2 separate regions of the Homo sapiens genome follow, and region 2 is linked to region 1. Evidence: chromatin contacts called from ENCODE Hi-C data. All regions are on one chromosome and are shown on one strand. The core of a region is the stretch at or near the end of the contact, and the rest is flanking DNA. Distances in the headings are between cores, read along the strand shown. Region 1 overlaps CLINT1 (clathrin interactor 1). Region 2 has its middle 270 kb from the start of LINC02227.

What was found. Hi-C counts contacts between places; a loop is a spot of excess contacts on that map. Pooled maps may share reads with other maps.
Region 2: a pooled map shows a loop between it and region 1 (1.9-fold over the local background). The contact joins two enhancer-like sites. A Hi-C loop is called at or near these places in 2 of 37 single-sample maps with no recorded cell type and 2 of 50 pooled maps.

Annotation. Positions count from the first base shown.
Region 1 is chr5:157,819,336-157,822,725 of GRCh38, reverse strand. All of the region lies in intron 1 of CLINT1 (clathrin interactor 1), which reads left to right. Among named protein-coding and RNA genes, the nearest start is that of CLINT1, 38 kb to the left of the region's middle. Within about 2 kb of position 1,870, at least 3 of the 41 ENCODE cell types and tissues checked have a DNase peak (open chromatin) inside an H3K27ac peak, as active enhancers do.
Region 2 is chr5:158,675,474-158,678,863 of GRCh38, reverse strand. No RefSeq gene overlaps it. Among named protein-coding and RNA genes, the nearest start is that of LINC02227, 270 kb to the right of the region's middle. RefSeq lists an enhancer at 1,453-1,502. Within about 2 kb of position 1,788, at least 3 of the 41 ENCODE cell types and tissues checked have a DNase peak (open chromatin) inside an H3K27ac peak, as active enhancers do.

The DNA of each region.
Region 1 (3,390 bases), core at 621-3,120:
CTAAAAACTGGACTGAAACTTACCAAGTAAAATAATTTGATATTATCTGAATGTCAAGTAGTCAAATAAGCAGAAAATGGAGAATAAAGAGGAGGGCTACGATGAACACTAATAATTTACAAACTGAATAGTTGACCCTTGACTAACTGAATACTGGCTGTGTTTACATAGCTCTAGAAGCATGTGTTAGTCCATTTTCATGCTGCTGATAAAGGCATACCCAAGACTGGGAAGAAAAAGAGGTTTAATTGGACACAGTTCCACATGGCTGGGGAGGCCCCAGAATCATGGCGGGAGGTGAAAGGCACTTTTTACATGGCAGCAGCAAGGGAAAATGAGGAAGAGGCAAAAGCAGAAACCCCTGATAAGACCATGAGATCTTGGGAGGGATAGCATTACATATGCCTCATGTAAATGACGAGTTAACGGTTGCAGCATACAAACATGGCACATGTATACACCTGCACGTTGTGCACATGTACCCTAGAACTTAAAGTATAAAAAAAAAAAAAAGACCATCAAATCTTGTGAGACTTACTCACTACCACTAGAACAGTATGAGGGAAACCGCCCTCATGATTCAAATTATCTCCCAACAGGTCCCTCCCACAACACGTGGGAATTATGAGAGTACAATTCAAGATGAGATTTGGGTGGGGACACAGCCAAACCATATCAAAGCATGTGTGCAAAACTTGAGGATGGTAACTTCTCGCAGTTGGCACTAAAGATCTAGTGAGTCAGTGTTGCTGAGTTGTGCAGAGTGAAGTTGCTGGAGTGTTCTGAGAAGCAAATGTGAAAATGAGTAAAAGCACTTTGGAAACAACAAACAGTTTCATAAACAATAATGATTGTGTCTATGGATTTTATTCTTGTATTCTTCATTCTTTGGTGATTCCTTCCATCTTTCATTCCCTCTCTTAACTTTCTTTTTGGCCTAATATTAGAGTCCGTTAAGATTTGGTATTGTTAGCCAGTTATACTGCTGAACTACCCAGTAGTTGTAACTGTTACATTTAAACAGTGTGATCCTAGTAATTACCTATCTTTATCAGGACAGAGAAACCTACTCTTCAAGTCACTCATTTTCAAGACTCTTGTTTTAAGCAAAGAGAAAGTTAATATGTTGAGTAAGCCTAGATAGAACACATGTGAGAAGGGCTCATTTTGTACTTTCTGGTGACTATTAGATTGTTCTGAAAATTACAGATACTATTTAAACTAGTGAAGAAATGTAAAAATTACAGCAACATTTTTTTTCCTGGTTTATGTTCTCTTGTGAAACAGCAGCATTTCTTAAAGTTATTTTTCTTCTTTTACTTTCCCTCCATTATTACATCTCATGTCTGTTTATGTTTGCAGAAATTAAATACAGATAAAAATCTGGAAATAAAAGGTAGTTATTGATGGTGACAGCAGAAATGTTAAAAATCATTAGATATTTTGTGGGTCAAGTTTTCTTTTGGTATTACTGTCAGACTGGTTTAAAATAATATACAGAAAATTTTTTTGGTGTTATCAAAGTATTCTTGGTTACCTTTAAGTGTTATAATGATAATTACATGAAAGGAAATGTAAGTAGAAAAGCCTGTATCCAAAGACTTTGAGCCTTCAACAGAAGGTCATAATAATGGTTGCCGGTACTTTAAAAAAAACAACAACTAAGTGTAAAGAGATAATTTTTTAAAATTTCAAGTTAGGAATCTCAATTTAGGATTGGTGAAAGTCCGTAAGTCACTTGTTTGACTGTAGTGTTAGTTTAAATGGTATGAAATTTATTGGGGAGGGGCGGTGTCTTTTTCTGTAATTTTGTTTGCAGATCAAATTCTAGACCTTTGTCTGGATTGTTGTGTGTGTGTTTAAGAAACCGTTGAGAGTGCCCCCTCTAGCGTCTGTGATATATTCTTAAAACATTTGTGTCAGAAGTTTTCAGAATTAAACTAGCCATTTTTTTCCTTTCAAATCTGGACATAATTTTTATTTTTATTTTTAACACGGAGGGATTGTTTTCTTTTTTAAAAAAGGTCACTGGAATTATGGGTAGGGCATAGATTGAGGGCAGTAGAAAACATGAGAAAGGAAGGATTAAAATGCCATTTCTACCTTTTTAGAAATAGTTATTTTTAAATGACCTGGAATAAGGCCAAACCATACAGTGTTGTTTTTAGTTTACATTTGTTTCTGAATTAGTTGAAGCTTAAAATACTTTGTCTTGGAATTCTTTATGCCATCAAATCTCATCTTGAGGGGGTTCTTTGCAGTTTCTGAAAGCAACAGCTTCATTGGAAAATAGCTTTTTTTGGGGGAGGGGAGTGGGAGACAGGGTCTTGTTCTCTGTAGCCTCAACCTCCTGGGCTTATGCAGTCCTCCCACCTCAGCGTCCTGAGAAGCTGGGACCACAGGTACACGCTACCACGCCCAGCAAATTTTTGTATTTTTTGTAGTGATGGAGTTTTGCCATGTTGGCCAGGCTGGTATCGAACTTCTAGGCTCAAGCAATCCACCTGCCTCATCCTCCCAAAGTGCTGGGGATTACAGATAGGAGCCACTGCACCTGGCCTGGAAAATAACTTCTAATAGATCTGGTTTCTTTGTGTAAGCGTTCTGTTATTTTTTTGTTTTATGTTTGCCATATCCTCCTGTGGATATACTTAATAACTATATTGTAAGTATGTTCTGATGGCTCCCATTGTTTTTCAACCAAAGAAATGAGGAGATTCTTAGATTATTGGCTCTCTGCCACCTCTCCCTCTAAACACAGCACTCACACAGGCCTTCAGCTAAGAATCTTGTGAAGGGTTACGGAAACAGAACCTTTCTTATTTGACCCATGGGCCTTTGTCGCTTGAACAAGGAAAGCAGTGTTCTGAAATCTACAGCATTTATGAAGGCTCTGGTAAAAATATTTCATGTACATGGACTGGAGATTAACTTCTTTCATCTTGTTCTCCAACAAATTAAACAATGCAAAGAGATTTCAAGTGCATTCTTGGTAATGAAATGCTTGGGTGAATTATAATCCTAATTGCTATTGTTCATTTTCACAGCTGCATTTTGACACTTTTAACTGCCTAAGCCACGCATTCTTCAGCCACCAGGATAAACAAAAGCATTCTGAAATTCATCATTTTGTGGCATCTTAAATTGTGAATCTGTTATTGGCTGCCTTAGTTTTATTTTGGTTCCATGGTTGATAAAATTAGGAGGAAAATTGTTCTTCTACATTTATACATAAAACTGTTGCAATAGAAGCATTACTGGATTTTAACGAAAATGTATTCCTTAGTGGTCTTAACATTTTTAAGGGGGGGTGGGCAGTGGAGATTGTGGATTTATTTTAGTCCTGGGGAAGGAATTTATATTTATTTTGTCACATTAATTGATATCTTA
Region 2 (3,390 bases), core at 539-3,038, 860 kb before region 1:
GAGATGCAAAGAGGGCAGATGACAATTGTCAGATGAGTTTCATCACTCGGCTTTGCCTCTACCTGCTCCCAACTTCTCTGAAAAATTGTCCTTTGGGGCCCAAACTTTCTCTGTTTTGTCTCAGCCCAAAGGTGAGTTGGTAGGAAGTTTGAGCAGAATTGTTTCAGGCATCTTGGAGTTACGCAGGCAGGCAATGAAATAACATTATTTCCGCTTTCAAAATAAATAGGAGTTTTTGGTCACAGAGAGCTCAGGAACAAGAACTGAAGAATGGTTGCATCCTTAGACTCCGGGAATCCCACATCCCTGGTAGCAAACAAACCTCAGAGACTGGGAGAAGAGAGAAGATGTAGGAGTCTGTGGACAGGAGGAGAGTTAAAGTAGATTCTGTTAACCAAGTTAACTTATTTCAGTTTAATTGTATCATTACTGATGGATGGAAACCACAGGCCATGTCTTACCCTTTTTACTCTTCTTTTCAACCACTGAAAAGAACAAAATTCTCTTTGCCAGGCTTGTAGTTCTTTATAATTTTCCAGATTACCCTCCAATTCCAAGTGGACAAAGCTCTGTGTTTTTTTTTTTTTTTTGTCCCCCTTCGCCTTCCTTTGGCGATGAGGGGGTATTTTTAACCCAGCACCTTTAAACACAAACACACTAATAAAAATCTCTGAATCTAGACAGACAACATTTGTTAAAAAAAATATGCAGAAAAACAATTTGTACATACTATGAAGAGGCTGAGGAGTTAGGGTGGAGGCACATTTTCTGGGCAAGATTATACCTCTGGTATTTTTAAAATCAGTAAATACATCATAGGTCCAATGTGGCAAGATTTGGTGTGGGTTATATAGCCGCAGTGATCTCTTTTCTGGTCTCAAAGTATTCCTCATGGAGATAGCAAATATGTCATATGAAAAAAGGCTATATAATGCCTATTTCCCACTCCATGCCCAGGTGGCACTGCCACTGACTTCAAAGCATGCCTTATCCTTGTACCTGCCGCCCTGCAGATAATGTATAAAATAGCAGAGAGACAGACACATGTGCATGCCGAGCAGTGTGCTTTAAACATCTCAATATATTACCTGGCATGCGGGGTGCATCCTGACTGCTCTATGGATGCTTCCCTCCCGCCCTCCTGCCTTTGATATGCAAGAAGCTAGGGCCAAATCAGCCACTCCGTCATTTCCATTATAAGTATCTTTGGGGATGCGTGCTTTGGCAGTGAGGTGCCAGGGCCCCAGATTGGACCCCACCATGAAGTTCTCAAAGCTTAGCAATTTTGCAGAATTTAATGGGCGTTGGGAGACGATTTTACAGACTGATTTCCAGGAGCACAAATATTCAAATTGCTCAGCCCCTATTTGAAGACAGATCTGAAGGTGCACCTTACAACCTGTGTGGAGCAGGCTCTTTTGAATCTTGTCCTTGAAACAAAAAAAGGGGGGAGAAAAAGAAAGAAAGAAATGCAGCGCCCCCTGGGACTTTACCGGCAGAGACTCTAAGTGCAGCGTGACTGCAAAGGCCTGCCAGGAGTCCTTGGGGCAGGAGGGAGGAAGGGGATGAGAGAGACCGGAGATGAGAAGGGCCTTCAACAGCCATTGGGGAGGCGGTGGCGGGGGAGAAGAAAGGGAGACACGTACTAAAAACAACAGAAACACAGGTGGAAACGGCCTTGTGGGAAATCAGCCTGTCAACAAACAAAGCTGGAGGCTGGAAACCACTGCCTCACCAGCCCAGCTCCTGGGCAAGGAGATTGTTCTGTAAATAAATTAGCGGTGACTTTGACTGCTTGGAAATTAATACTGACACCATGAAAGCAGCAAATGGCTCCCTTTTATCAGGAGCAGAAGCACTACACTTCGCAAACGGATCTTCTTTGCCTTTCCCTGTTTTATTTTGCTTTGTTTTCTCGGGGAAAGTAAATTAGAGCCACTTACATCAGCAGCTCAGGTTAAAGAAGGGGAAGAAGAGAGAGAGAGAGAAAAAAAAAGTTTCATTTCATGTACCAGTGGCTTAGAACTTCATTTAAAGCTAATCACGCCCCCCACTTTCTGCGAGCCATTTCTGACAGCCAGCATAGCCTAGAATGCCCATTGAGAGACCCAGGCACAGTGAGCTTTGCTGGAGTTGCACCCAAAGAGTGGGGAAGTGGTCTCCAGGTTTCTGTCAATGGTTGAGAAAGTGCAGTTTCTAGAAAGAGTCAAGTCATCTAAGGTCTAACTTTTAAGAGCTGCCCAGTGTGGGCTTCTTCCAGAGGATCTCAGGTATTTCCTTAAACATGTACTCTTCTTCCAGAAAGATGACTGCGTTGTTTTTTTTTGTTTGTTTGTTTTTTACCTTCAGAAGATAGGAGTACCTCCAAATTTATCAGGTAAAATAACTACCTTTATGAACGTGACCCAATAAGGCAAAGCAAAGGCCTTGAAACTGTAATCATGTTTATACTCTTGTGAAAAATCAGAAAATCTGTCTTTTCGCTCTATCTTAATCATTGCCCTTCCCCCAAACAAAATGGACCAGTGATTTTAAAGAATCAGATACCTTTAGAAAAATTGCATATTGCAAATCTCTATCACTCAATATCCTACTAGTAAAAACTCTCTCTTGACAATTTCTGTACATCTGTGGTAAACTCAAAATTGATGGTGGCAAAAAGGACCTTGAAGCCTCATAAACTCTTGAAGCATGTTCTGGACTATAAAAGGTGCAATTATTTAATCTAATTTTACCAGAAATTACAGTTGTCTCTGCCTTGGAAGAGTGATAATCCATAGGTAATAGTCATGGTGACTCTGAAATAGCCAGAATCCTAGATTAGTGAGAATGACTCCAGTACCACCAGACATCAGAGTCTTTATTGCATATTAATTCTTTAGCTCGTGTTGAGACAAGCTTGCTGGGACTCCTTTGTTACTTTGTTACAGTTGCAAACTCCCATGTAGACAAAGAAAGTCAAAAGAAAACTTAGCCCTTGCACACCCAGCAATAAAAGATTGTAATGGACACAAAACACCACAACAAGCTGCTTCATTATGAAGTGAATTAGAGGTGCTGCAACTCGCTGCAGGGATCCCTCAAACTGTCAAGAACTGAGAAACACCTGGGAAGTAGCTGATGCTAGAAGGGACGTAAGGAAAGCACAGGAAAGAAACTAGAATTGTGTCAAGGACATTGGGCACATGAGTGGTGAGCCACAGAGTAAACACGGAGTGACCCATGTTGTGGCTGTCCCCTCCAATCTCACATCGCAGTGCTCTTACCAGGAAGGGCCTTGTTTTCATATGAAGGCACTAGGATGTGTGTTCTGGGATAGAGACACAGAGGCTGGAAAATTCTCTGGGAAGTTCTTCATGGGAAAAAAAACCCCAATTTGCTAAATGAGCA